5 separate regions of the Homo sapiens genome follow, and all the other regions are linked to region 1. Evidence: chromatin loops called from intact Hi-C (ENCODE). Cell type or tissue: GM12878. All regions are shown on one strand. Each heading gives the region's core, and the rest is flanking DNA. Links, peaks and the distances in the headings are about the cores only.

The links. Hi-C counts contacts between places; a loop is a spot of excess contacts. Peaks named below come from ENCODE experiments on the same cell type or tissue, not always from the same donor. Only the 100,000 strongest peaks of a DNase experiment are listed, where the experiment ranks them.
Region 2: a loop joins it to region 1, with 2.7 times the contacts of the local background. A loop is called at or near these places in 2 of 110 quality-filtered maps.
Region 3: it touches region 1 in a loop (2.6-fold over the local background); 5 of 110 quality-filtered maps call a loop at or near these places.
Region 4: it touches region 1 in a loop (3-fold over the local background); 3 of 110 quality-filtered maps call a loop at or near these places.
Region 5: a loop joins it to region 1, with 6 times the contacts of the local background. A loop is called at or near these places in 7 of 110 quality-filtered maps.

The regions. Positions count from the first base shown.
Region 1 is chr6:43,999,133-44,005,024 of GRCh38, reverse strand. SCIRT (stem cell inhibitory RNA transcript) reads left to right here. Exons shown (of 5, transcript NR_125864.1): 2 at 3,909-3,982; 3 at 4,310-4,434; 4 at 5,517-5,807. It overlaps LINC03040 (long intergenic non-protein coding RNA 3040), which reads right to left and starts at 4,440. Exons shown (of 3, transcript NR_160956.1): 1 at 4,325-4,440; 2 at 2,898-2,972; 3 at 1-2,344. LOC124901321 (a long non-coding RNA gene) reads right to left here. Exons shown (of 2, transcript XR_007059591.1): 2 at 5,471-5,892. RefSeq lists enhancers at 1-443, 4,184-4,333 and a silencer at 2,092-2,261. In GM12878, for the core only: CTCF peaks have their summits at 1,400, 2,077 and 3,547; DNase peaks (open chromatin) are centred at 1,516, 2,264, 3,504 and 4,544; H3K4me3 peaks cover 2,533 bases; H3K27ac peaks cover 254 bases.
Region 2 is chr6:43,835,628-43,841,519 of GRCh38, reverse strand. The region is part of intron 1 of LOC105375070 (a long non-coding RNA gene); the gene reads right to left. LOC105375069 (a long non-coding RNA gene) reads left to right here and starts at 2,721. Exons shown (of 3, transcript XR_001744130.1): 1 at 2,721-2,866; 2 at 3,108-3,636; 3 at 4,509-4,588. In GM12878, for the core only: a CTCF peak has its summit at 3,060 (motif pointing right); no DNase peak of the experiment used is centred there.
Region 3 is chr6:43,664,294-43,669,293 of GRCh38, reverse strand. The region is part of intron 4 of RSPH9 (radial spoke head component 9); the gene reads right to left. Among named protein-coding and RNA genes, the nearest start is that of MRPS18A, 21 kb to the left of the region's middle. RefSeq lists enhancers at 408-567, 658-747, 1,368-1,517, 2,138-2,207. In GM12878, for the core only: CTCF peaks have their summits at 841 (motif pointing left) and 1,893 (motif pointing left); DNase peaks (open chromatin) are centred at 958 and 1,883; H3K27ac peaks cover 1,432 bases.
Region 4 is chr6:43,852,752-43,858,643 of GRCh38, reverse strand. All of the region lies in intron 2 of LOC105375070 (a long non-coding RNA gene), which reads right to left. Among named protein-coding and RNA genes, the nearest start is that of LINC02537, 3.4 kb to the right of the region's middle. RefSeq lists an enhancer at 1-415. In GM12878, for the core only: a CTCF peak has its summit at 2,306 (motif pointing left); DNase peaks (open chromatin) are centred at 3,164 and 4,283.
Region 5 is chr6:43,721,161-43,727,052 of GRCh38, reverse strand. No RefSeq gene overlaps it. Among named protein-coding and RNA genes, the nearest start is that of MRPS18A, 36 kb to the right of the region's middle. RefSeq lists an enhancer at 2,023-2,112. In GM12878, for the core only: a CTCF peak has its summit at 3,047 (motif pointing left); DNase peaks (open chromatin) are centred at 1,712 and 3,034; H3K4me3 peaks cover 333 bases; H3K27ac peaks cover 1,199 bases.

The sequences.
Region 1 (5,892 bases), core at 557-5,556:
ATTGCCTTCAGGGAGCTCCAGATGGAGGGGGAGACAGCCCTGTCCTCATGGGAATCTGTCTGATGCAGAAGACACAAAGAACCTAGTCCCAGGGGAGACACAGTCCCTGTCCTTTGGGGGAGGCCCCAGTCTGAAGGGGGGAGACAGCCCTGCCCTCAGGGAGCTCCAGTCTGAGGGGAGATGCAGCCTCATCCTCAGGCAGCCCCAGTCTGAGGGGGACACAGCCCCATCTTCAGGGAGCTCCAGTCTGAGGGAGAAGCAGCCCTTTCTTCAGGGAGCCCCAGTCTGAGGGAGACACAGCCCCGTCCTCAGGGAGCCGCAGTCTGAGGGGAGACACAACGCTGTCCTGAGGGAGCCCCACTTTGAGGGAGACACGGCCCCATCTTCAGGGATTCCCAGTCTGAGGCAGACACAGCCCCGTCCTCAGGGAGCCCCAGTCTGAGGGGAGACACAGCCCTGACTCAGGGAGCCCCAGGCTGAGGGGAGACACAGCCCTGTCCTCAGGGAGCCCCAGTCGGAGGGGAGAAACAGCCCCATCCTCAGGGAGCCCCAGTCGGAGGGGAGAAACAGCCCCATCCTCAGGGAACCGTCAGTCTGAATCGGAGACACAGCCTTGCCCTCAGAGCGCTCCCTGTGATAGGAGATAATCCTCCCATATTCCCCCCTTCTCCAGCCCTTAGTGAAATCCCAGCCTGAAGGGAGAGATCCAATTTCCTGTTCTCAAGCAACCTCTAGTCTCATGGCAGAAAAATAGCTACCATCCCTGATGGAGAAGATAGGGTGCCACCCAAGTCACGGACTGAAACTCAAGATGACAAAAGGGAGTGCTGGAGGGGTATCCGGGAGCATGTGCAGCCACCACGGCCACTGCAAGTGGGGAGCCTGACGATGACAGAGAAGAGGGGGCTCCCAGAGACACTTGACTGGGCACCCTTACCAAGAAACATGCAGACCACAAAGGGGCAGCAATCATGGGGACTAAGATCCTGACGCTGAGGAAAAGGATGTAGGCACGGGCCCAGCGGGCCGGTCTAAATCAGAGGTCCACCTTCACTGGGAGGGCAGTCGGAGAACCCACATTGTCTGCAGACTCTCACATTCAACCTAAAACCCATGTACTCATTGCAAGCCAAACAAAACCTCACTGAAGGTAAAACGTGGCCCAAGGCCATGAGTTTGCAACACCCTGGACCTCAGGAAAGAATTGCTGATAGAGGAGAGCTCTGAGCCTGGTTTTGGGGGAAGGAGCTGATGGCCAAGCTACCCCTTTAATTCTGGCCTTCGGGCCTGGCTTCTATCTTCAGGGCCTCTCTCACCCTACCTGACATGGGAGGCCAGAGCCACCTCACTCCTCACCAGCTCCCCTATGGCGGCCACAGCTGGCCAGCAGGCGGGGCCTCCGTGTCTGTGGCGGGGATGTCACCTTTCTTCGCAGGAAGGTAATTTCCCCGCCAGGGGAGGGAGTCCGTCGTGCTGCTCATAAAGCCACTGTTAAACGAGCGGGTCTGGGAGTTCTGGCTGGGCGGACTTCCCTTCCCTTCTCCGTGCCTCAAGTGCCAAACGGGGGTACTGCTGCCCTGCGTGCCTTTGCCACTCCTCCCACTGAAGGCTAACTTTCCAATAGACCTCACTGTTTCTGTCAACGAAATAGGTCCCTGGCCCCTCCCCACTCTCCCAGTCTCTTCCAGCAGAGACCTTCCAGGACTGTAGGTTTAGGGGAGTGGAAGGGCCGGCTTCGGTCTCCCCAAGTTCTGCCCCCAGTGAGGCCTCATAGCTCTCCTGGGACTGAGGGGCAGTCCCAGAGGGCGGCAGGAGTTGGCAGCCAGTGGTCCTGGGGACCGCGAGGTGGGTGGGTGGAGGGTGGCGAAGGGAGGGTTCCGGGACCGGGGAGCGGCGTCTTAATTACGGCGCGTTGGCCCAGCGCCGCGGAGCGCCGCGGATGACAGCGGCGGTGGGTAATTAGAGCGCATTAGCCGTGCCCCTGCAATCCTGTAATTTCTTCTCGCGCTCGGGGTGTGTTGTAGGAGGCGAAGCGATGCCGGCTTGGCTGAGTCAGACTCTCGGAAGCCCAGGAGGGGACGCAGGGGGCGGCAGAGGCCGCGAAGAAGGGACTCCCGCCGGGGGAGGCGCAGACGCAGTCCTCTAGGAGTCACCTGTCCCGGGCTCCTCGGCGCGCGCGCCCCGTCGGCGGCGGGAGGTGGTGGGAAGGGGGCGTGACCTGCGTCTCCTCCCGCCGCCGCCGCCGCCGCCGCCGCCGCGCGCTCTACCGGCCCGCGAGTCCTCCGCGACATCCGGGCCAGCGTCTGCACCCAGCCACGTGTCCTGCCCCTGGTGCGCAGGTGGACTGGAAAAGAGGAAGGCAAACGCAGTGGCTAGGCGGAGACCTCCCAAATCCCACGTCTCCCCGAGAATCCCCGACGGGCTACAGACCTAGGGCAGCCATAAGAAAAAACGTCAGCTACATCTCGAGGGAGTGGGGTGGAGTGCGGGCGCTTGCTCTAGTCGAGCCCTGACATCGATTCTGCGGGGGCGGGGAGGAGTCGGCGCGGGGCTGGGGCTGGGAGGGGAGTTTATTTATTAGCCAGATTAGCCAGCATTAATGGGGGAGCGGTGGCGGCCGGCGGCAGCAGGGACATAGCTGGCATAGCTGGCATAGCGGCGGGGCCTCCTGCGGCGCGGGGCTCCGCGGCTTCAAAGGGGCTTAAAGAGGCCCTTGGTGGCACTGCCACGGCCCCGCGGGGGAGGGCGTGGGCGCGGGCGGCGGGGGAGAAGGCGGCCATTGTGCACCGAGGGATTAGGGCTCTGGCCTGGAAGGAATTTTAAACTGCCGCGAGCCGGAGCCCCAGGACTCTCCTCCTGCCCCACCCCTGCCCTCCGGAGCACGCTGAGGTGTTTACCTGCTTTCCTATGTCTGGGGTGGAGGGGGTGTCCTCTCTCCTCCCTCAAACTGGAGGCACCTAGGGTTACCAGATCTGGCAAATAAAAACACAAGACTTCCAGTTAAACTGGATACTTTAAATAGTGTAAGTCTGTCCCAAATATTGTATGGGACAGACTTATGCTAAAATATTATTCGTTGTTTATCTGATATTCAATTTAATTGGACGTCTTGTATTTTTTTTCCTGGCAGCCCTTGAGGCATTGAAATCTCTAATCCATGTCTGGAAACAGATTGATGGTTCCCGAAAGTCCAGTGGGTATGCCTCATTTGAGAGATCCCTAAGGGCAGGGTCGTGTCTCTCCCCTTACACTGGGAGTTTCCTGAAGCCCAGATACTGAGTTTCACCCTAAAGAAGGCAGCTCTGAGAGCACTATATGTGTCCCCCGTCAGACTGGGAGCTTCCTGAGGACAGGGGCTAAATTTCACCCATGAGAGTAACGCTTCAAGGTCAGTGTCTGTGACCTGTGACACTGGGGTTTCCTGAGGCATGGTCTGTCCGCTTCCTAGAGGGCAAGTCTCTCTCCTCCCTCACGTCTCACTCTCCCACCCCCACCCCACCCCAGGCTGCTGGAGGCTCCTCCTCCATTAGTGTTGCTTCCTGCCCATAGGGGGTGCTAGGGGCCCAGCGGACTGGCCTACGGATGGATGGGACCTGTTTATTGGGACTCGGGGCTTCAGTCCTTCGGGGTTGATGCACTTGAGAATAATGAGGGTGGGGTCCCCAACCTGTGAGGCTTGCTGAGGCAGTTGAGGGCCAGGTCTACTGGGGCCAGAGGCGGTGGCCAGCATGTGGGAGAAGCTCTGGGTGCTGGGTACCCACTGTTTCTTCCAGGAAGGGACAGTGTGGCCCTTGGTACAGAACATCCTGCCCACCTCCTCTCATAACCATTGAAGCCAAGCCCCAGTCCTCCACCAGCCTCTCCAGACCCCACTGCCTAACCTTTGCTTGTGCTGTTCTTTCTGCCAGAAACACTCTGTCTTCCTGCTTTGAGGACAGCTGAAGTCTTGCCACTTCTTCTGGATGCTCTGACCATCAGTAAGGTGGGCTGCTTGTGCCTGGGGGTCTTCTGGTGAAAAGAGCCCTCCATCTACTCCCTCCTTCCTCAACAACTTTGGCCACAGGGGCCAAAGAGGGGGCCAAGGTGGGGGAGGGGAGAGACAGGAACATTGGGGGAGCATAGGCAGAAGGGGAGTAAGAATAGGAACCTCCTTCCCCCCAACCCATCCCCCTGAAGCCCCTTCACAAGTCCCTTCATCCCCTCAGGGCCTCTGAACTCTTTCTCCTTGAAGCTGAGGGAAGCCCTGGAGAAGCGCTTTCCCACGGTCACAGCCTCAACAAACCCCTGCCCCCTTCTCCTTTGACTGCAGCCACCTCAGTCTCACCCTCCGCAGAATGCAGGCCCACTCCGTTGCTGAAGGGCCTCCTCCTTGGGCCAGGGCGCCTGCTTCTGCCAGTGGCATCATCACCCCACTCCTCAGCCGCCAGTCATCAGGTTGGCAATTAGCTACTTCCTCTCAGCTGCATGAGGCCACCAAACGTCACAGCCCCTCCCCTGGCCTGCCGCGGCGGGAGTGCTGGGGGCTGCCCCTACCCTTTGTAGTCAGTGCCAAGTCCTGGCTCAGTCCCCCTTCCCTACAACCTACTGAGTGCTAGGGTAATGAGCCTCCCATCTAGGGAGCTGAAAGCCTCGCTGCCTTCTCCCCGCTTCAAACCTCCTCCCCCATGTCACCCTATCCCATTGGGTGAGGACACTCCCGCTGCCTGGGTGGGGTGATGCCTGCTCAAGGGCACTAGCAGCCTGGGTGGGGCTTAAGACTCAGGTGTCTCTGTCCCCAGTCACAGGCGGTTTTCACCAGCCCCTTACCTGGGGCCCAGGAGTCTGAACTGAAGATGGTGGCAGTTATTTGGGAAGGGGAGAGAAATGGGGACTCATTCTACAGACCCCCAAACATGCAGGGGGCAGGCCCTTCATGAACACCCACATGGGCTCATTTGCCTGTGTCTAGGCACACACACGGTTACAATCTAGGCAATGTATGCTCCACTGCACTGTACCCACATGTGCCCCAGGTGGGCAAGTAAGCCCACTTGCCCAGATACCTCTCATGCCCACACATCCCTCCTCCAGGTGTGTGCATGCAAACTCACTGACATACAGTACTCAAAAAGGCAGTGAGCTTGCTGCCACACCAAAAACAAAACCGGGACCCTACAGAGGAATCTAGAAGCATGGGAGGGAAGGAGAGACCACCCCAACACTCGCTACCCCACAGACCAGGGAATCTTCCTGGGGAAGGATGGGAGGAAGTCTGCACTTCAGGGATATGTGTGGGGTACGCAGGTGGGCCGTGGTGGAAGCAGTTGTGTTGGAGTCTGGGTTGGGGGTGGAGGATGTGGATTTCCAGAGAGAATTGAAAAATTCCAACACATATAAACAAAGGCATGTGATCTTAGGCAGATCACTTAACTTCTTGGGGGCCCCAGTGACTGCATCTGTAAAATGGGAATAATGAGAACACCATTTAAACTTGGTTGTCAAATTTATTTTATTTTTATTTATTTATTTATTTTTAGAGACACGGTCTGACTTTGTTACCCCGGCTGGAGTGCAGTGGTGCAATCATGGCTCACTGCAGCCTTAACCTCCTGGGCTCAAGTGATCCTCTCGCCAAGGCTAGGATAAGTAGCTAGGACTACAGATGCGCCCCATCACGCCCAGCTAATTTTACAACTTCTGTAGAGATGGAGTGTTGCTGGGTTGCCCAGGCTGGTCTTGAATTCCTGGGCTCAAGCGATCCTCCTGTGTCCGGAATTGGTGGGTTCTTGGTCTCACTGACTTCAAGAATGAAGCCGCGGACCCTCGCGGTGAGTGTTACAGTTCTTAAAGACAGCGTGTCCAGAGTTTGTTCCTTCTGATGTTCAGATGTGTTCAGAGTTTCTTCCTTCTGGT
Region 2 (5,892 bases), core at 422-5,421, 160 kb after region 1:
AGGGTGGTCTCGAACTCCCAACTTCAGGTGATCCACCTGCCTCGGCCTCCCAAGGTGCTGGGATTACAAGCGTGAGCCACCGCACCCTGCCTGAATCAACATATTGAAGGAATATGCAGCTGACCTTAGCAGAGACTTTCAGGAGCCTTTTGCTGGCTGTAGACCAGTCTAGACCATATGGTGGGCTGGCTTCTCCCAACAAACTCCTTGACAGACTCAGGCAGGTATAGGGGAGAGGGGCTTGAAGGCCAAATGATCCCCCAAGAAACTCCATAACAGACTTCTCTGCCCAAACAAATTTGAGAAATGATATGTTCAAATGAAACACACACTCTGTTGGTGAGGCTGAGGAAACAGGCTCAAACTCAGCTGGTGGCCCAGTGACTGGGACCACCCCTTAAGGGGGACAACCTGATGATATCTTTCAAAATTAAAAATGCACACGGTCTTTGACCCAGCAATTCTACTCCCTGGAATTTTTCCTGTTGATGCACTCCCACAAGGAGCAAATGACGTGTGGGGAAGGCTATTTGTTTGCAGCATTGTTTATAATAATAAAAGTCTGGAAACAGCCCAGCTCTCTCAAAAAGGGTCTGGCAAAATAACCTCAGGAGGAGCAGCGAACACTTATTGAGTGCTTACTGCACACCAGGCACTGTCCTAAGCCATTTACAAGCTTTATCTTATTGAATCTCCACAAAATGCTTCAAGGTAGATGATGCTGTTATCTTTGGATCACAAATGAGGAAACTGAGTCACTCAGACATTGAGTAACTGGCTCAACATTAAACAACTGGCTTGAACGAGAGCATTCTGCCTCCAAAGACTATGCTCTTAACCACCTTATTATACAATCTCTTCCAAATAAACATTTGAAACATCTGTTTGGTAGAATAAACTGGAGTGAAGAAAAAGAATGAGCCAGCTATCTGTGCACTCACACCAAATGGTCTCCAGATTATTGTTAAGTGAGAGAAAAAAGTTGCAGAACGGTGTGGAGAAAAGTCATCATTCATGTGGGAGGAAAACAGTTTATAAATGTATATGTTTTAGACTACCTTTAGAAGGATACACAGGAAACTGGTAACTCAGGGGCCTCCAAGAGAAGGACTGAGTAAGTGGCTAGAAGAAAGGTTAGAAGAGAGGCTTACACTTCTGTCTGAATTTGTTTTTAACTTCTTATTTATTTTACTTTTTTATTTTTTTAAGCATACAGAAAAGTTGCAAAAATAAGAACTGCTGATGTCCTTCACCTAGGTTCCCTAATTCTTATTGCGCTTGCATTTTTCACTGTGTCCATATAGTATCTCTTATTTATTTCATTTATTTATTTTTTGGAAATAAGGTCTCACTCTGTCGCCCAGGCTGGAGTGCAGTGGTGCGATCTCGGCTCACAGCAACCTCCGCCTCTCAGGTTCAAGCTATTCTCATGCCTCAGCCTCCCCAGTAGCTGGGATTACAGGCGCCTGCCAACACTCCCAGAAAATTTTTGTATTTTTAGTAGAGATGGGGTTTCACCATGTTGGCCAGGCTGGTCTCAAACTCCTGACCTCAAGCAGTCTGCCTGCTTCGGCCTCCCAAAGTGCTGGGATTATAGGTGTGAGCCTCCACGCCTGAACTAAAATTAATTATTTAAAAATAAGACAATGCTAAACAAGTATTTTCTACTTCATAAATTCTGGGAGATTGTTAAAATGCTAGCTGTTCAAATCTCTCAGAAGCAAGCCAATTGCATAGCATTTTCATGAAGTCTATCTTCAAACTCACCCACCTTCTGGAAGAGACGCCTCCCAACCCAGAAGGATGTGCCTGAGCCAAGGGTCTTAGAGAAGGGGCCCAAGGAAGCTTCCAGAACCATAAGTAAGGCCAGAGGCAGCTGTGCCTCGCTCAGGGGTGGGGTAGGGCAGAGACAGGGCTGAGGTGGCCCACAGGGCTCTTGCCTCCCAAGTGGGTTCTCTCTCCACCCAGCTGCCAGTGAGGACCACAGCAGAGAGGAAAGAAACAGATGCATGCCAAGTGTCCGAACAATGCCAGCAAGCCCTCCCAGTCCTGCTGAGTCTCTTTTATTACCTGCCCAGGCCCTGGTGCCATGGGGCTTAGTGTCTGAGATGGACTGAGGCCTCTCATCCTGTGAACCAGGTGCTGGGGAAAAACCCAGGTATACACACATGGAGGACAGGGGACAGGTCCCCTGCCATCATTAAAGGCATTGCCTCCCCTGAGCACTAGCAGCCACTCAATCCCAGTGCCAGTCACTTGCCCCGTTCCCAGCACAGCCCCTGGGGCCCTGCTGTCCTAAAATCATCTGCTCTGGCTTTTCTGGCGCTTTGCAGGGTTCATCAGGTCTGTTCCACTCGTGTGTTTTTCCTTCCTGCTCCCGCCCTCATCAGGGATCTCTGGGGTTCCCTGAGGGCAGGGCTATGTCTCCCCCTCAGACTGGGGCTCCTCAAGTCAGGAACCTTAGAGAACAAGCGACTGGGCACTGTCCCCTCCTCCCACCCTCCCTTTTGGTTCCAAGGCCAGGTGTTTGAGCAGGCCGTCATTTCACACATCCCAAGTCTGGGCACATGCACCGCCCAAAGCCCCTTGCCTCCCTGAAGGGGAGGCTGAAGGCCAGCCGCTGACACCAGTGGACCCACGGCGGGATCATTGCATAACAGCAGCCTGGCCACAGGATGATTCAGCACTGAGGCCTGCACAGCACTCTGACTTCTGTGGAAGACTCAGGACAGGGCTCCTCAGAATCAACAGACACGAGACCCAAGGATTCCACCTCACCTGGGGACGCGATGTTGCAGCCCTGGCATATTTGGGCCTCTTCTGGCTGCCCTGGGCCTGGCCTCTCTGTGTCTGGACCTGAGTGCAGGTACCTGGCCTGGGTTCCAGCCTGGGCAGGGCCAAGAGAGTCACCCTGCCACCAAAAGCCCACTGTCAGGACTTAGACTGCCCTCAAGCAGGGTTGTGGCCCAGCAGGAAAGTGACCTGGGGCCAGGGAAGGGACCCCAGGGGCAGCCTGGGGCTGGGGGGGGTCAACTTGGCAGTTCTTTTTCAGACCACTAGATGTCACTTCCATTTCAAAGGAACCCACTGGTTGGAATTTTCCCCAGTCAGGTCCCCACAGCCTTCAAGTCTTAAAGACACACAGACCACAAAAGAAAACTTCATTTTCCCCGGAGGACCAAGACACTGGAAACCTGGCCAGGAGCTGCCCCCAACCCTCAGCTGAAGCTTCCAGGGGCTCCATAACATCCCATCCCAACCCTGGAAAGAGCCAGAGGTGATGGAACTCCATCTCCCCATCCCCCACCTGTCCTACAGGTTAGTATGGGGATGGTATTTTCTGAAATGAACAAAAAAATGAAAGACGTGATGAAATGAATGTGAGTGCATTTGAGGGGGACGATGTTTGAAACAGGGGACATATATGCCAAAGATCCTCTTCAGGGCCAGGAGATTCCAGGTTCATCAAGGTCATGTTGTCCATCCCCAGGCTTCAGACTATCCTCAAAAAGTTCGGGTAAGGCAGCGCTGAAGGGAAGTTCCAGGGACCTTGCTTTCTCCACTCCAGTCCCCAATATTCAGTCAACATCTCTTGGCTGGCTGGGGCTGATTATTATAAAGTACAACCTTTGTGAGGTAAGTATAAAGATAACCCCATTTGACAAATGAAGACACAGAGGTATGGAGAGGGTTAAGTGAGAAAGTTCTCCCCAAGCCTCTTGCTGCTGTCCCATCTCAGCTCCCCACAGAAATGCGGCATGGATTCAGCTGGTTGGTTTATCTACAGCTCAGGTTGCTGCTTAAAGACTCATTCTCTTTAGTTCATTTGTACTGGCTTTTACCCAGTGGTTTTCAAACTTGGCTGCCCATTAGAATCACCTGGGGAACTTTCAAAAATTCTGATGCATGGCTGGGCACAGTGGCTCACACCTGTAATCTCAGCACTTTGGGAGGCCAAGACGGGAAGATGGCTTGAGCTCAGGAGTTTAAAACCAGCCTAGGCAATAGAGTGAGACCTTGTCTCTATTAAAAATTTAAAAATTAGCCGGGTATAGTGGCATGCACCTATAGTCCTTGGTGCTACTTGGGAGGCTAAGGTGGGAGAATTGAACCCAAGAGGTCGAGCCTGTAGTGAGCCGTGATCGTGCCACTGCACTCCAGCCTGGGGGACAGACTGAGACCTTGTCTAAAAAAACATCTGATGCCCTGGTCACCCCATATAAATTAATTCAGAATGCAGGAGGGTTGGAGTAAGTCAGGCATCAGTATGCTCTTGTAAATGTCCAGGTAATTCCAATGAGTGGCCAAGTCTGTGGACCATTATTTAACCACTCCCCCAACCTACCCTCAGCCAACACTGAGGGTTTACCTACAGGCCTGGCAGGGTGAGATTGGAAAGGCTGTGTTGCTATTAATGATTATTTAATCACATTTAATAATAGGATACCCAGAAACAAATACCTCACATACTGTAAGGCAGGAGGGCATGCATTGTTACTTTCCCGCAGAGGGAAGACTGACGTTCAAAGAAGTGAAGCAACTCACCCAGCGAATAAGTGAGTAGAACAAGGGCTAACACCCAAGTCTTCTTAGTTCTCAGACAAATGCTCCTGCCTCTTCATTATGCCTCCGAGATAAGGTGAGCTGCTTCCAGAGCAGTTAGCATCATACATAGAAAACTGTTCATTGTCAGTATCTGACCTCTAGCCCCAACCACTTATCAACAGCCAGTCATAACCACAGCTGACCCTTTATCTTGACTACAAGCTTGCTTTACCCTGGCTACCACTTGACCCCTAACCCTGGCCACTGCTGGCCCCTAATTGAGACCACAAGCTATCCCTAATGCCAGCCATGTTCAGCACTGGCCAGAATATGGAGGGCTCAGGCTACCCAGTCACCAAACCAGGGAATACCTCTGTGTCGTGTCATAATTACTAATGATAATAAGCACGTGGGGCCTGTGTGCCAGACAGGGTTTCAATATGTCTCTACGAACTATCAGGTCAGATCTAAAGGCTTCCCCAAAGTTTCTCTTTCTTGTAAGGCTCGCCCTTTCCTGCTCCGATCTCTCTCTTTCACACACACACACACACACACACCTCCTTGCTCCTGCAGTTCCCCAGGCCTGGAATGCCCTTCCTCCTCCCCACTCTCCAGGATCCCCTCAAGGCCTTCCTCCCAAGGAAGCCTACAGGGCCCCCAGGGTCCCACATAGCCCAGGCTTACGGACCCCTTCAGTAGGTGTCACCAGGCCCAAGAGAGCAAAGTCACTCAGCTTAGCATCTTCTCTCCTTTCTCACAAGGTCAGGAAGGTCAGGGCCGCCCAGCAGGGGTGACAGTCAGATGTCAGGGGACACTCACCCGCACAGGCACTCACATACGCACACATGCTCACCAAGTGTGTTTATAGAGTTCTGGGCAACTGTAAACTTGGCTCACTCCAGCTGCCCCCAGGAGAGGGAAAACCATAAACACCTCCTGCTCCCACCAGTTTCCCTCGACAAGGCGAGTCACCTCCCAGGACCTGGACACCCACCATTATAGGGAACTGGCTGTACTCATCGACTCTACTCAGTGAGCAATGCCCAGCCTCAGTCACATCCCCAACACAGGGGAAGCGCCCCAGGCCCCTGCCATAGCCCTCCTGAGTCTTTGCAACCCTGGGAATGCCTCACCCTTCTCTTCCCTCGCCACCTTCAAAGGGCCACTCTCGGTCTTACCTCTAAGACACTCCCACTGATCTCCTTACTACATACTGAGTACTTTCTGGAAGGGGCTTTAAGACAAAAAGCCTTTGGGATGAGACCTAATATTCACTCTTAGAAATCCATTCCCCTGGGTCAAGCAGTGCTCTTTCCTCTGGAAGGGTTGTCTCAATGGGTCTCTGGA
Region 3 (5,000 bases), core at 1-5,000, 340 kb after region 1:
AGAAGCCAATCGCAAAGCTCACTTTAGCACCGTGCAGTGGCCAGCACCAAGTGCCATCGCCCATGCAAAGGATGACGTCAGCCCCCTCCAGCCCACACAGTGCCTGCTGGACAACATCAAGAAGAAAGTAGTGCCCCTGTGTTAGCGGGGCTCCGGCTGGAACACTGCCCCTGAGAAGGAGTATTTCCCCTGACTCTTAAAACTTTTCTCTGGGTGCTTGAGGTCCTCTGCCTCTCAGACCTGCCCTCAGAGTTTGAGAGTCCCTAGCCTGGTACTTTCCTGGTCATGCATCTCCAGAAAACAGATTGTTTAGGATTGATGAGGGTGGGGGTCCAACAGGACAGAGTGTTCCAACTCCACTGCTTCAGCCTTGGACAAGAAGCACAGACCCAGGGAGATCCGATTCCCTCACTTGGTCACCCCACCAGCCTAGAGTATCGTCAGGGACCAGGCTCCATAAAGACAGTCCCTCAGCCCCTTGAACTAAGACCAGACTGCCTCATCTCTATCTGCCTACTGAGGGAGGGCAGCTTGCAGCCTGCCTGGGCTAGGTGCTGCCCTGGAGAAAATGGAATCCTGGAGTCCTCCAACCTAGACCCTTGTCAGTTCATTGTTGCCAGCACCTTGGCATGCCTGGGCAAGGGCTTGGTCCTGCCCTGCCCTCACACCAGCCTGCCTGCCTAGGCTTTGGCCACCTCTTGCCTCCAGTAGATAATGCAGGGGGCGGGGGGCAGTGTTCTTGGACGAAGTGGCCTAGGCCTATCAGCAGGGGCTCCTACCCAGAGAGCAAGGAGAAACTGGCAGGGGAGCTAGGGAAATACAGTGCCCCCGCCTGGCAGGGGGCAGTGCTGCGCAGGCGGGAGGGTGCTGGTGGAGTACGGTAGCGGCATGTAGGGCCAGCCAGAAAACAGCACTGCCTCCCTCCCTCGCATTCCTGTCACACTCCTGTCCTCTCATCGTCCCTGGCTCAGCTGGTCGCCCGGGAAACACAGACTCAACGTGCCAGGAGTCACGTAGCATCTACCTGAAGAGCCAAGCACTTGCTGTCACCTTCACCCACTTTCTTACTGCAACTGCTGAACAGGCTGAGCCCAGCCAGCTGCTGTCACCGCCTCCAGGACTCGGGGAAAAGCCCCCTGCAGACTTGGTGCTGCAGGTTCACAGCCCCCGCTCTCTCTTCTCTCCCCAAATCCCTCCTGCCCCCTAGCAGCCACTCTTCTCCAGAAGCTGTGTTTTGAGGATGTGATGGGTACAGGTTGGTAAATCAGGAGGGGTTCCTCCTGGGTTTCCTGGGCCCACAGGGTCTCACCCACCTTGCTAGTATGGAAACCTCAGGCTAGGGCGTACTTACTCTAATTACATTCTCCTGCCATCCTGGAAGAAAGGCAGCTCTGGGATTAAGATCGAGGGACAGTAGGCCAGGCTGGGGACCAGGGCTGTCCAGGGGCAACAGATGGCTCAAACCCTCTCAGATGAGCACCAACAAAATTTTTGTCACATACAAAAAAAAAATGGCCATGGGTTCCCAGTGGGAGAGGCACCCCCATCCCCTACAAGGGCCACAAGAATCATATACCCCCTAGAGGCCTGAGGACAGAGGAGGAGGAGGAGGGAGAAACCTCTGGCTGCCAGACCCGTATCAAATCGAGTAGCAAAGGCAGGCCCCGTGGCCCAGAAGGCTGAACACTTGTCAGCCAGGCTTCCAAGGAACTGGGGCAGGAAGAGCCACCTGCGCACATCCCGAAGGGAAGGCTGACCCTGGGCACCATGTTCCCCCCCGCGCCCATGCCCGCCTCACTCGCCCCCTTCCCGGTCCTCAACCACCACCAGCAGCAGCTTTCAAAGGCTGCTTTCCAGGTAGGCAGGCAGGCGCGTTGCTGCCCTCTGCTGCCTGAACTGAGCATTGCTGCTGAGGAATTGCTTGGGAAGGAGCCCCAGCCTGTGTGCACCTGGCAATTCTGAGACCTTTGCACCAGCCCAGAGTGGAGCAAGGAGAGGAGCAGTGGCCCTCCAGCCCTCCTCCTTTACCTCCCAGGACACCGATGCTTGCAAGGCACCCTCTAGTTTACATTTCCCTTTCCCATCCTCTGTTTCATTTGATCTTCCCAAACCTCTGAGGCAAGGGAGGTGTTTTTCTTATTCCAAGGGCATCACAGGTGCCTGTTGTAGCTGCTCAGTGGCTATTTGCTGATATAGTGGATGTTCAGGGAGCATCGAATGGCAAGATACTACCTAGGAATCTAGGCTCCTGACCGGGCGTGCTGGCTCACGCCTGTAATCCCAGCACTTTGGGAGGCTGAGGTGGGCAGATCACCTGAGGTCAGGAGTTCGAGAGCAGCCTGGGCAACATGGTGAAACCTCATCTCTGCTAAAAATACAAAAATTAGGCGTGGTGACATGCGCCTGTAATCCCAGCTACTTGGGAGACGGAGGCAGGAGAATTGCTTGAACCCAGGAGGCAGAGGTTGTAATGAGCTGAGGTTCCAGCGAGACTCTGTCTCAAATATATGTATATATATGGCCTCCTGACCCACGGCTGCATCTATGCCACCTGGCTGCAGCCCAAGGTCAGAGAACTCTTAGTCATTACCCTGGATCCGGCAGGAGGATGGTCCTGCCACCCCAGAACCAGCTACCCACTCCCATGGAACTTTGCGGATCCCTGGACACGGCATGACAACTCATGAGGACAACAGCTCTCCCACTCCTCTCTTCAGCCAAGGTGTCTCTTGTCACTTTGGCCAAGGGACAAGATGCGGAGTCGTTGGCCTACCTCATGGACACAGAGCAGGAGTCCCAGGAACAGGGCCAACCAAAACCACACCTGCTCAGAAGCCACGTGAAGTCACCCTGAACAACTGCCTCAGACCCTGAAAGGAAACAGTTATCCTAACTGGCCAGAAAACAGCTGCCAAATCCCATCCCTCCAGCCAGTCCTGGTGTCCCAGGGAACTCTTCCTTGGGATTTTGGCCCCAATTAGCAGCCCAGCCCAGCTGCTGCCTGCCTGGCAGGGGAGCCTCCAAGCAGCTCAGACTGCTCTTTTCCTAGCTGATAAGGAAAGGGGACCGGGGAGGAAAATCAGAGCTGTCCGCTCTCCTGTGACCATCCACACTTCCACTCCATCGCCATGACCCTCATCGAACCATCGTGAGAAAAAGGTGGGCCTAGGCTGGGCACGGTGGCTTATGCCTGTAATCCCAGCACTTTGGGAGGCTGAGGTGGGTGGATCCCTTGAGCTGAGTTGTTCAAGACCAGCCTGGGCAACACGGTGAAACCTCATCTCTACAAAAAATACAAAAACTAGCCAGGCATGGTGGTCCACACCTGTAGTCCCAGCTACTCGGGAGGCTGAGGCAGGAGGATCACTTAATCCTGGGAGGCGGAGGTTGCAGTGAGCCAAGATCATCCCACTGGCCACTGCACTCCAGCCAGGGCAACAGAGTGAGACCCTGTCAAATTAAAAAAAAAAGAAAGAAAGAAAGAAAGAAAAACTGGTAGTAGTGGCTCTGGGAGGAAGGACCTGAAGAGTATGGGGAGGTTTCCCAAGGTAAGGCCAGGAGCATCCCTCCCCTGAGGCCCACATGCCCAGGAAATGCCAGGAGTCCTCAGCTTCCAAGGTTCCAGCTCATAAAGCAACATGGTGGGGTGGACTGGGAAGTGAAGCCAGCAGCTGATCCTGCAGCCCTGAGGTCACCATCAGGGCAGGATGCCTAGGGCCTTGGGTCACTGCAGCTCACCCACCTGCCAGGCCCAGATGCCACACCTCCCATAGGCCTGATGAATTCACTTGCCAACTGGACACATCAGAGTGGCTCACCAGGCTGGAATGCAATGGTGGCCAATCACAAGTAACCTCAAACTCCTAAGCTCAAGCGATTCTGCCACCTTGGCCTCCCAAAGCACTGGAATTATAGGCATGGGCCACCTTGCCCAGCCCCAACCCCAGCAGCCTTTAGGAAGACTCCAAAGCTCCACATTTTACTTCTCCTGTTGCAAGGAAAGACAGCTGCCTCCAGGGTCCACCTTACCCGAGACAGCAGAGGGCAGATAGGGCTGATGGTGTTCCCTTAGGAAGACTTTGCTGGGCCCCACCCCATCTAGCTGGCTTTGGTCTTGGCTGCAGAAGCTCTATCACCCTCTTCACCCCTCTTGCTGCACAGTGGATGAGGCTCCACGGGCAAAGCAGCACTACTGCACCAGCCCCTCTCACCCAGCACAAAGGAGAGTTTCATCTTCTGATTCTGGAGCATCCAGCTGCAGGTAAGAAGGCTGCAAAGGGCTTGCCAGACACACCCTGAATCAGGGGACAGGGCTGCTGCCCTCAGATTAGGGGAATGAAGAGGACTTCTGTAGGCCCACCCCTCAGCCCCTGGCTCTGAGGTTCCATCACCACCGCCGTTCCAGGCTCCCTTTGTCAACGAGGGACGTACAGCACCCTCAGCCTCCTGACAAGTCTGGGAGCAGAGATGGAGGAGATGAGGGGAGTCTGAGAAGTATGTCTGATGGGCGAGAAATGCCCCAACCCCTATAGACCCTCTTCATATCCCCCTACTTGTCCGGAGACCCTCCTCTCTGTCACTACAGCACTGGCCCTGCTCAGAGTAGCTTGACTCAGATGTTCCTGTATGATGGAAGCCCAAATGGCCACTCCTTGGTGGCAGCTCCTACCCACTCAGAACCATTGCCTGGCCCCTGGGGCACTGCAGTAGCCCTGAAATGGCCTCATGATTCCTGGTTTGCCTTGCCCTGTCTCGCTCCACCTGTGTACCACTGCCTTATTGTCACAGACCTGCTCACAAGCCACCAGCAGCTTCTACTGCCTTGGCCTTCTAGGCCCTCCTAGGCCTGCCCCAACTCATCTCTAAGGACTTTCTGCCACTAAAAAAATTAATAATAAGGCCAGGTGCAGTGGCTCACGCCTGTAGTCCCAGCTACTCAGGAGGCTGAGACAGTAGAATCACTCAAACCCGGGAGGCAGAGGCTGCAGTGAGCTGAGATC
Region 4 (5,892 bases), core at 356-5,355, 150 kb after region 1:
CAGCCTGAAGCCCCTGCTGGTGGTGGCGGCTGCACCTCCAATCCCTCCTGGGCCCCCAAGAACTTTCCAGCAGGGGATGTTTAAGGCAGTTAGCCACTCTAAAGACACACTTCTGAGTCTGTCTTGCCCCTATCTTTTGGAGGCCTGGCATTGCACTGCAGTGACTCTGTGCCGGAGGGCTCCCTAAACTGTGGCTTTTACCCATCTTGGCAATAGGAAGGCCTTGGCTGGCTCAGGGAACCTTCCAGTGGTGAGGCACGTGCCCTCTGACCGCCCAGGAGCGATCTGGCAGGGGGTCTCCCTCTCCTCCTTCCCCACCCCTAGGGTAATAAGGGCCAGCTTCTCAGACTGCAGCTTGGGCTCAGTCAAGAGCCCCACACTTGGTTTAATGTTCTACTGTCACCATCTTGAAATTGTTTGTTTTTGAACAAATGGTCTGCCATTTTCATTTTGTAGTGGGCACCACGAGTTTTGCAGCTGATCCTGCCTAGAGTTTTGTGGGAAGCCCAGGAGGCAGCCAGCCTGGGGACCTGAGGAAAGCTGGGTTCTGGTCCCAGCTCAGCCCTGGCTGGATGAGTGAACTTTGGCAAGCCCTTGTCTTCCCTCTGGAACTCAGTTTCCCCAAGTTACATCAGTTTAGCTAACATTGACACAATACTAAATATGCTGTCTAAAACTGCCCCAAAAGCCGAGCTCAGCAGGGGCCTAAGTAAGATGGGGATTATTGAAAGATAAGTGATGGGGAGGGGACAAAAAAAGAGAAGGGGGCCTTCAGTGCTTGCCCATCTGGACTCTTACAGGAGTCTGGTGGAAGGAGTTTGGGGAAAGCAGAAGCAAGATGCCTGTCCTGGGCCTCGGCATCCCTTACCTGGGAGCTTGGAAGGCCAGGCAGGGAGAGCAGATAGCCAAACTGGCCATGAGCATAGAGGGAGGGCGCTTGATCCAGATCCCCATTACCCCTATTCAAGGCACCCCCTCATGGGCCAAGCCCCCTGGGGCAGGACAGCCCTCTGCTAACATCCTTGCCTCTACTAGGTGTTGGGGTAGGGTTCTGCTTGTGGGAACATCAAGGGGTCAATGGCTCACATGGGCCAGGGCAGACCCGCTCCACCTTTCCAGGTTCTGGAAAGACCCAGAGCCTACCCAGGGCATGATCACACCCACCAACAGTTCCCCCAGACCCAAAGGGTTATGGTTCCATGTCCAGCTGCCATTCTCCCAACCCCTGATCTATACCCCCTTCTCACTGAATACTGAATTAGCCCAAAAGCCAGGAAAGAGGCCCTGGAGGAAATGGTGGCTCCTCCTTGGGAACTGCAGGCTGCCCTCACCCAGAGCCCTTTGAGTCAGGGCCTGGCTTATGCTTGCTGACACATGGCTTCTATGGGTCCCTGAGGAATCAGCTGGCTTTCCTACCTGCTGCAAAGGAGCAGGGCGGGGAACTGCACAGCATGGGAGCATCCTGGGGGCCAGGATGCATTTGCTGTCTCCTCCACTTCCCCTTCAGTAGTTAGGACAGGGCTCTCTACACAGTTGGGATGGACAGAGGTCCCAGTGGGTCTTGGGCTTATTATCAATACTGCTCATGGGCCAGCTGTATCCCAGCTTCCCAGGAAAAAGAGACCAGGCCTGCCTGTAAGCTCTGCTAAGGACCAGAACCCTGCTTACCTGGTTCACCATCAAATCCCAGGTCCTAGCACAGTGCCTGGCTTGCAGTAGCTGCCCCATAAGATTTGTTAAACAAATGAATGAACTGAATTTAGTCTTCAATTTCATTAAATGAATAAATGAAGTAGCAACTGGAAGCTTCCAAGTCAGAGCCAAAAAGATCTTCCTCACTTTTACACAGTCATGTTTAACCAAACATAGTTGTTCTCTTGCCTGTGGTTTGCTCTCTGAAGTTGGAGCTGATACTGAATGAATGAAGAGGGGTTGGCGTGCCCCTTGTCCCAAGGCTAGGGAAAGGCTGCACAACCTCTCCAGGGCCTCCAGGTGACAGCAACTCATACTCCCAGAACACCAAGACAGAAGGCACCCTGGACAACCATAACCAAACTCCTCAGACTCAGCTGAGGTGACTAAGGCCCAAAGAAGGGAAGGGACCTGCCCTAAGTCCCACAGTGAGTTGGTAGGGGAAGTAGGACTAGAACTCAGGATTCCTGACTCTCTGCCTGGAGCTCTTTCCATCCTGTCAGGCCCAGACATGAGTCTAGTTTCCCTCCTGGTCAGGCAGGCCTTTTCTAGGACCTGGGCCCTGGCTGTCCCTAGCAGTGACAGCCTGGCCACCTGCTGGCCAGAATGCTTGCAATTGCCAGGGAAGCGGTAGGTTTGCGGTTTGTTTGGACTCAGGCGGCCTTGCACAACTGTGAGGTCTGTAGGAAGCTGGGCAGGCCCCTCTCATCTCCATCCCTGCTCTGCAGACAGAGGACTGGCCGGCTGCAGGGCACACAGGGCCAAGGCACCAGGTTGGCAGGAGAAACTCAGGGCCTGACTGTTTATAGTGGGGATAGCTCCCCAGGCTCTGTCATCAGACCTCACGCAAGGTAGGATGTCACAGACAGCAGCCCAGGCAGCAAAGGGAATGGTGGCTAAGGCCCTGGGCAGGGAGACCAGGCTCTGACCCCCCAGTTACATCCTTGGAATGAGCTCTGGCTTCCGCCCTCTCCTGGACTGCACAATCTGACAGCTTCTATTATAGGCTCTCTCATTCTCGCCACAACTCGGCCATAAATATTAGATTGCTCCCATTCTACAGATAGGCCAATGAGTCCTAAGTAGGTTCAGTGCCTTGCCGGAACTCCAACAGCAAGAAATCCAAGTCCAGGTCTGTCTTGGAAGCCTTCTCCCTTCCCCAAATTTTACAATTTTACATTCGAGTAGCTTGTGACACTGTCCAGTTCTTCTGGCAGCCTTCCCAGAGCTCCCTGTTAGGAAAAGTGCATGGAACCCACTGCCATGGGAAAGATGCATCAGACACTGATGCTACTGGATGGTGTCAGGCTGACAGATCTGACTAGGTCATTCCCTTCCAGCAGACATCTGCTATGGCTCCCCATTACCCCAGTTCCCCACCACACTGCTGCGATGTCACCCCTGCAGGCCTCTCCAGCCTGAGCCCACACTCTCCCTGCTTTGAACCTCAGGATCTAGCCCCTAGCAGGTGGTTTCTAAAGCAGCCCTCGCCATGTGGTTTCTAGCCTCCAGGCTTACGTGCAGGCTGTATTCTCTACCCGGACATCCCCAGCACACTCCCCACTTCTCTAATTTAAAACTCAGATAAAGTATGACCACTTTCATGTAGACTTCCCTGCCTTCTATAGACCCGCTAAGACTGAAGCAGGTCCCCCTCCTATCCCCTATAATCCCTTGGCATACTCGTACCATACTAGAGAAAAATGATCTGCTTCTTTGCCATCCACTTGTCTATACCATGAACCATCCTTCCACCTCTGGGTCCCTGTGCCTAGCACTGTACTGGGTGCCCAATGGGTGTTCAGTGAACGTTTGTTGAATTAATGAATGAATGAAATGAAGAGATGCCCTGGGGAGGGAGCCTCTGGAGGCATGGGAGTGTCCAGGGGAGCTGTGGATGTCCCCTCCCAGCTGGAGAACCCCAGAAAATCCCTACCTCTCTGGAAACTCTGGGCTGAAACCAACAAGGTAGAATTGAACTGGGATAAACATAAGAACTTCCTGGCAGTATCCACTTCCTGTGGGGTCTGTGACCCAGGTGCCTCACAGCCCAGCTTAGAGAAATGGAAGGTCACCTCCAGCCCTCTGTGCATGAGGATCTGGAATCTCAGGACCAGCCAGAAAGGGTATTGCCTCCAGGAGCTCCTGGGACATAGTCCAGTCCTGTCCCCACCTCTGAGCAGCACAATACCTCAAGCTCCTGCCCCATAGGGAGCAGAAAGGCCCAGAAATCTGTTCACTTTGAGAAGGAAGAATGGAAACATTCAATAAAGAAATATTTCTGGAAACTTCCAGAAGCATGACACATGGCGGTCAGCCCCAGAGGGGACAGTCATCCTTTATGACCTCCCTGCCTTCAGTGAGGTCCTCAAGATGACTGAGCGCTTCAGCACCAGGATTCTTAACCAAGGAGCAGGTAGGAGAGAGAAATGTGCTGTCTGCAAAAGTGTAATCAATATGGTAATATCCGGGAAATGAAAACACGCACACACCCTGTTGTTACAAATATACCAACTGCAGACAAAGGTCTTAGCTGGTGAAACTATGCAGGGAGAGTGGGACAAAGCACAAGGCCATGGTTTAAACAAAGCTGACTGCACTGCTCGAGCAGTGCTTTTCAGGATGACTGTTTATAGACAATTGGTGAGTTATTAATACTAATGGCTGTCGTGCATTGTTCCTTCCTTACCACCAGACGAAGACAGCAGTTTTAGATGCATTCTTTTCCTTTGCCCCATTTAATGTATTAATTATGCTTTGCGGACGGGCGCGGTGGCTCATGCCTGTAATCCCAACACTTTGGGAGGCTGAGGCGGGTGGATCACAAGGTCAGAAGATCGAGACCAGCCTGGCCAACATGGTGAAACCCCGTCTCTACTAAAAATACAAAAAAAAAAATTAGCCAGGTATGGCAGCGCATGCCTGTAATCCCACTCCTTGGGAGGCTGAGGCAGGAGAATCGCTTGAATCCGGGAGGCGGAGATTGCAGTGAGCCAAGATCGCGCCACTGCACACCAGCCTGGCAACAAAGCGAGATTCCATCTCGAAAAAAAAAAAAAAGTATGCTTTGCTTTACACCTCTACTCTCAGACCTAATCTTTTGTGTGCTTGCTGGAATTCTACCTTGCCAATCATGTGAAAAGGCTTTGGGGTGGCTAGACAGGTACGTTCCATACAATTTTTGCAAAAAGACAACCAAGTTTTCTTCAACAATGAGGCAGAAATTCCCTGTTGCTTCCTCACAAGGTCTTCTTGGGTCTTCTCTGAAAACAGCCATGCATACCTTTTCTTCCAGATGCCCTGGAAGATGCCCACCGGCTTGCTGAACTCACCAGACAGCATTATGGGTGTTTCCTGCAATCCTTTTTTAACTTGATGGGCCTTTTGAGGACAGGTCCCAAGAGCATGGCTCTAAACTACCACAGCAGAATCACTAGGAAACTTTATTAAAAGTGCAGATTCCTGGGCAGCTCCTATCGCCTTTCTGCTCCAGAATACCCAAGAGTGGGGCCCAGGAGTCAGCCTTTTTCACAAGCTACCCAGTTGATTCTTCTGTGCACTCAATTTTGAGAACCTCTGGCCTAAAGCATGGCAGGTATTTGGGAAATATTTGCAGAATGAACTGTTGGTGAATGAGTTTCGAGAAGTGCAGTGCAAACAGAAGCGCCATCTGTGGTGGAGTTGCTCAGGATTCTTCCTGGCTATAGAACTGGGCAATGTTGCCTCTGAGCCACTCACTGGACCTTGCCTGGGCACCACACTTTGTCCCCATGCGGCTCAGGCTGGTGTTCCTTGTGACTCCTCAAGCTGAAGCTAAGGCTGGGAGTGATGAAGTGCCCCACTTTGCCCCAGGTAACTCCTGCAGGTGGGTACCCAGAGTAGGTGGCCAGGGGATCATCAAACTCTTTCCCCTTCAAACTGCAAACTGTATTCTCTGCCTTCTATGCCCAGCTGGGCTAGGGTAACCTTCTGTGGCCTAGTCATAGGTTCAGTTTCAGTGCAAAACACACGCCTACCCCTCAATGCTCATTGACTCCTATTCTGGGTATAGATTACTCCATTTCTGGGTACAGTCTGATCCTTGATCCTGGATACAAACTGGCTCTTAATCCTAGGTATAGACTGATCCCTAATCCTAGGTACAGTCCTGGATTAGGGATCCATATTCCTTGTCCTGGGTACAGATTGGTTCCTAAGCTT
Region 5 (5,892 bases), core at 406-5,405, 280 kb after region 1:
ACAGACAATGGGCAAGTAAGCAAACCAGTAGACCACTGTTTTTCCAAGCAAGGCTCCGAAGAAAATAAAACAGGGTGATAGGACAGTGACTGAGGTTAGACAACACAAGTGAATTAAATTTGAGCAGGGCACTTACTTGCCTTCTCTGGGCTTCAGTTTCCTCAAGGAGAACAATCATATCCATCTCCACCATGGGAAGCAAACGAGTTAGTATATGTAAAGCCTGGAACATAGTGAGCACTATGTAAGTGTCATCAATTATTTATTTTTCCCAGGGAAGGGGAGGGTGGAATGGAGGAGTCTCACTCTGTCACCCAGGCTGGAGTGCAGTGGCATGATCGTGGCTCACTGCAGGCTTGACTGCCTGGGCTCAAGCAATCCTCCCACCTCAGCCTTCTGAGTAGCTGGGACTACAGGTGTGCACCACCACACCTGGCTAATTTGTTTACTTTTTGTAGAGATAGGGGTTTCATTATGTTGCCCAGGCTGGTCTCAAACTCCTGGACTCAAGCAATCCTCCCGCCTTGGCCTCCCAAAGTGCATCATTTGTTATTTTTAGGTAGATGCATAAGCAGATCATCAAAACATTAGGTGGTTAGTGCAGAATAAGGCAATGTAGATCCAGGGCATCCTGGGAGCACTGGAGAGGAGCCCCAACGTGCCAGGTACAGCCCAGCCAGGGAAGAGAGTCAGGACACTGGGCATAGATGCCCTCCCTGCGTCACCTAACCCTGCATCCCTGGAACCCACTGGCCACCCCCAAGGATGTTGCCTTTCTGAAGTGCTGGAGCAAGTGGAGAGGGGCAGAAGAAATGCATGTGCCCCACCTCCCTGCGGACAAGAGGGGAGAGAGGGTACACAGGTGGCCACAGGCAGGCAGAATAGGGCCTGCTTTCATGGGCCACCTCCTCCCAGGACCCTGGCTCTCCAAAGTGCCTGCCACCCTGTCTGGTGATAGAAATGCTGGGGAGTTGGGAGGAGGGCGGGTGCCCTAACACTCAATCCACATGGAGCAGAATGAAGGGGCAACTCCCCTTTCATGGAGTTCTTTCCTAGACCCTAGAGTTCAAGAGTTCAGGACTCCTGTTCACAGGAGCACACTATCTTTCCACCACTCTCAGCAGGGAGTATCACTGCCCCCACCTCTTAGATGAGTACATGGAGGCTGAGAAGGGACACTGATCTTTCTCAGTCACTCAGTTCAGAAGTGGCAGCGGAAAGTCAGCATCTGGGCTGGCTGCAAAGTGGCCACTCTTCTTCTCCTTCCCCGTTCTGCTTCTCCCAATTTGGGGTGCCCAGGAAAGCCTATTATGTAGGGAGGGCAGGGCTGTGAGACTCAGGGGAGGTGGGGGAGTGAGAGGCAGATATTGCTGTGTAAAATGACCTGGATCTGTGGTGAGGGCTCCAGGATTGGTGGAGAGAGCAGGGTACAGAACTGGGTTGGGGGGTTACAGCCAGGAAGAGATGGAACCACAGGGAGGAAGCCCCGCCTGCCCCCCATCCTCATCACAATAGGCATCGTGGCAAACAGAAGGAGGAAGGGGCAAGGCCCCAACCCCTCCTCCACAGTATCACCTGGCCAGGCAGCCCCATTCCCAGCCCTGCGCCCACAGGGACCAGGATGTGGGCAACTAGGGATAGACAAGCCCTGACGTAGACAACTCTGCGACCCCCATGCCTGGCCTCCTTAGCCACCAGCCAAATACTCTTTGTGGTTTGGGCACCGGCCAAGCGCCCACACCCCAGCTCACGGGACCACAGCTTCCCTGTTGCATCAGGTTACTGAGCGCGTGCACACGCCCCAGAGCCTGTTACACAACTGTGGTGCGCGTGCGCAGCACCCACACACCCTGGGTGGCTCCACAGTCCCACAGAAGAAACCGCAGCCTTGCCTGGAGTGCACAGGGCCCGCTCCAGACTCTTGGCATTGAGAGCTGGAGATGGGGGTTAGGGGGAGGAGGGTGCCTGGTCTGGGGCCAGGATCTGTGAGCTCCACCACTGGCTCATTGTGAAACACCAGTAAGTCATGGCCCCTCTCTGAGCCTGTTTCCCCACCTAGAAAGGAAGCTCACCTTCCACCCTGATGATCTACATACCCAATTGCCCTCTGCGCCCCTCAACACCCTCCAAACCACCACCACCATCTCCCTTCCTGTAGGAATGTCAGCAAGAGAGGGAAGCAAGAATCTGCACAGAGAGGAGACGGAGGGGTGGATAAGATGACCTCTAAAAGGGCCCTTTCCTCTTGGGGCTTCTCCCCAGTAGAAGTGGGTGTGCCTTGAGGGGAGCTCCATCATCACCCTTTCTCCAGGAAGACCGAGGACAGTGGCCAGAGCTCTTTTGAGAAGAGACTAAGGAGCAGGAGGCAGGGGATGGGTAACTTTCTTCTGGAGGCAGGGGATGGGTAACTTTCTTCTTTGTAGTTTTTTCCCCCACTTTTCTACAACAGACATGTGTCACACACTACTTGCAATGGGTGGAGGAGGGAGTGTGTTGGGAGGGCAAATGCTCTTGGGGAAGGTTAATGTATCAAGCACACCCCCTTTCCCACCCTTAAGCCAGCATTTCCCTAACTATGTTGTGGCAAACGGGCTCAAATAAGCACAGGAAACCTGAGTTAAACACAGTCTAACAGGTTTTCTTGACTGCAGGACTTCTCTGAGCCTCTAACATGCTAATCTGGGCTACAACCCTCAGAGACGAGGGACGAGACAAGGAAACGCATTTAATCTCAGAGCTCTTTATAGGGGAGCATCTCAAGATGCACTTACTAGGCACTGCTGGAACTCAGAGTCCGGTGGCACGCCAGGCCCACACCCCATTGGTGAAGAGCCTCCATGGAGGAGAGACAGCCTAGGCCCCGGAGGACACCAAGGGCAGATGCCCTAGGCAGCTACCTCCCACTGCGTGAGTCCAATCCCAATCCTTCTCCCCAGAACTGGTCCAAGACCTGTATCCCAGTTACGAAGGCAGGTAGTAATGTGGGAGGGCCCATGGGTGGCCCTGCCGCTTCCCTGAAGTTACTTAGATCTGCAGTGACCCCTGCTGGCTCTAGCCAAAATCACCCCTCCCCTTACTCCTCACCTTCCTCCTTGCCAATCCCTGGCCCTCCAGCCTCTTCCTCATTAGCCTTGACGCAGCCCCATCAGGACCCACCGTGACCACACCCAAACACCAGATCCTTTATGCTTTCCTTCATGCCTGGGGTTGGAATCTGGCCAGGCTTTGACTGAGCAACATGTTAGTGAGTTCTGAGGCCTGTGCTGGGGAGGCCCTGATGGCATGAGGAAGAGGGCTCCGAGGACAGCCTGACCCCTTATCAAGGGCACAGTCACCCGCATGGAAGTTCAAGACCACTATCATAACAGCAAACATTCATTGGCTTTTTCAGGAACAGAGCTGAATCCTTTATGTCGAGTATTCCATTTAATTCTCATAAGAATTCTACAGGCACTGTTCCTGCATTGATCCAGTTTTCCAATGAGAAACTGAGGCTCAGAAGTTTAAAAATTACCAAATGGCAAAACTCAGATTCAAATCTGGATTTCTGGATTTGAGCCCACCCGTTCCTTCCCCGTGCTATTTTGCTCTTCTTGCTTCTGCCCACCCCTCAATCCACCTACAGTGTTCAAGTGTAGTTTTTTCTGCCCAGTGCCCGTGGTTTTGGGGAAGATGACTCAAGTGGACTTGCCTCATGTCCTCCAAGCATGGCCTTGTGAGCAGACCTAGCCAGTCATTATACCCTTCCCCCTAGTCAACGGGAACACAGATTGGGTTTTCATCCCCCGGAACCCATTCTTTCTTCTGATAAATAGCCTCTTGATTTCCTCTGGGCAGTCCCTACACTCTCAGTAAAAGTGGCTTGGATGGAAATGACTCCATCTCCCTGTCTCCGTGGGAAGATTCAGACCACTCAAGCACAGAAAAAAAAAAAAAAAAAAAAAAAAGTCCTATCCATAGTGATTGGTTCAGGAAGGACATATGACCAAACCAGGCCCATCAGAGTCAATCCTGGAATTTTACTGGAGCCACTGGGAAGAAGAATGGCTTTCTGCTCTCTCCGAAGTTACTAAATGGGTACGTATATTCCAAGAGTTTCCAGGAGTACTGCCTAAGGAGAACATGCGCGAGAAGGAAGCCCACACAGAGGAGAGCAGAGACCAAGCCCTGCAGACATTGTCCGGGCTGTGCCAAAGACAGACTCACCCCTGGACTCTTCAGTGATATAAGCCAATAAATTACTTTTTTGTTGTTGTTTTTGTCTTAAGCAAGTATGAGTTGGGTTCCTGTCCTTTGAAACAAAGATCTATCGAAGCCTCCCCCCATTATTCCTCATTGTTAACAGCTGTGTTTCCTTCTTGCCTTTTTCTCCCATGCTTACACAGACATACTGGACACTTTCTAAATAAAAATTGACGCCACTGGCTACTCCTTTCTTCAAGATATACTCTTTCGCTTATTTTTGTAAAGCCTAGCTCCCGGTTTTCGGCTCTCTTCCTGCCCCTCTGAAGTCCTGTCCATCTTATTTTCCTTCACTGGCTCCTCTCTGTTTGCGAGTAACAGAAACCACCTCTGGCACTTATAAGAAAAAATAAAAAACAAAAGAATTAACTGGAAAAATATTAAGGAGCTAGGTCAGAGAATCGACTGGGAGTCTGGAGTACCTAACTTGGAAACCAGACAGAAGTGACTTGGCTGAACTCCAAAGGCCCCTTCCATCCTAGTGTCAGGATGCTCAAGATGCCCAGACCCAAGAGTCTGACCAGCTGAGTTTAGGTCAGATGGCCGCCCCTCGGCTGCTCCATGGAGGTGAAAGGGAGGGCCTGGTGCAATGAGTCTCCAGGGATCCTTCCAACTCTAGAGTAGGAAAGCAGATCATTTGTTTTTTCACCCCACAAGATGGAGAAGAGACAATGCCCCAAAAGGAAAACTCAAAATGAGGGTGAACATGTTCCCAGCATTCTCAAGGTTGTGCCCTAGGCTTTTTCTCTTCTCTCCACTGCTCCCTGGGCCTTCTCATTCCTCTCTTTGATGGCTGCAGCTGCCACCAATATGCCTACAATGCCCAGGATAGACCTCTACCCCAGACCTGTCTCTTGAGTCCAGACCCATATATCCATGAGCCTCTCTACACAGATGGCTCACAGCCCCTTCAACTCAATGCGTTCAAACTTAACTCTTCCTGGTCAGCAAACCTGCTCCTTCTTTGAGGTCCCTTAGCTTAGCAAATGCAACCACCAGACACTCCACTGATCACAGCAGAACCTGGGATCCTTGAGTCATTCTTAATGTCCCTCACCCTAGCAGTCTCAACTCTAGTACTCCCATCTTCACCTGAATAGTTCCTTGTGGCATAAATGTCTAGCCATCTCCCTTTCTTCTTTAGTGATAGGCCCATGGCTGCCCAAAATAAAGACAAATTCCCTGGCATCCTTTGCAGCTAGGAGAATCATGTGACTGAGCTCTGGCCAAAAGTCTGTGAGTAGAAATGGTGTGTCACCTACAAAGATGTGTTCTTAAAGGCAGGAGCATATCATTTCCTTCTCTCTCACCTTTTTCCTTCCTGCTGACTGGACTATGAACATAATGGCTGGAGCTGGAAAAGCCATTCTGGACTGAGATGTGAGAATGTGAGAATGGTGGAGCCACGGATTTAGCTAGAGGGAGCCTGGCACCTGTGATGACTATGGAGATTCTCCATCACCCCTGGACCACCCAGCTCTGGGCTTCACTTATGGAAGAAAATTAAACTTCTGTCTTGTTTAAACCACTCTTATTTTGGGGGTTTTCTGTCACTTACAGCTGAAGCTAATCCTGACACATTGCTCTCATCCCTGTAAACTTCAGCTTAAATGTCACTTCCTCCGAGAAGTCTTCCTGGATCACACAGAT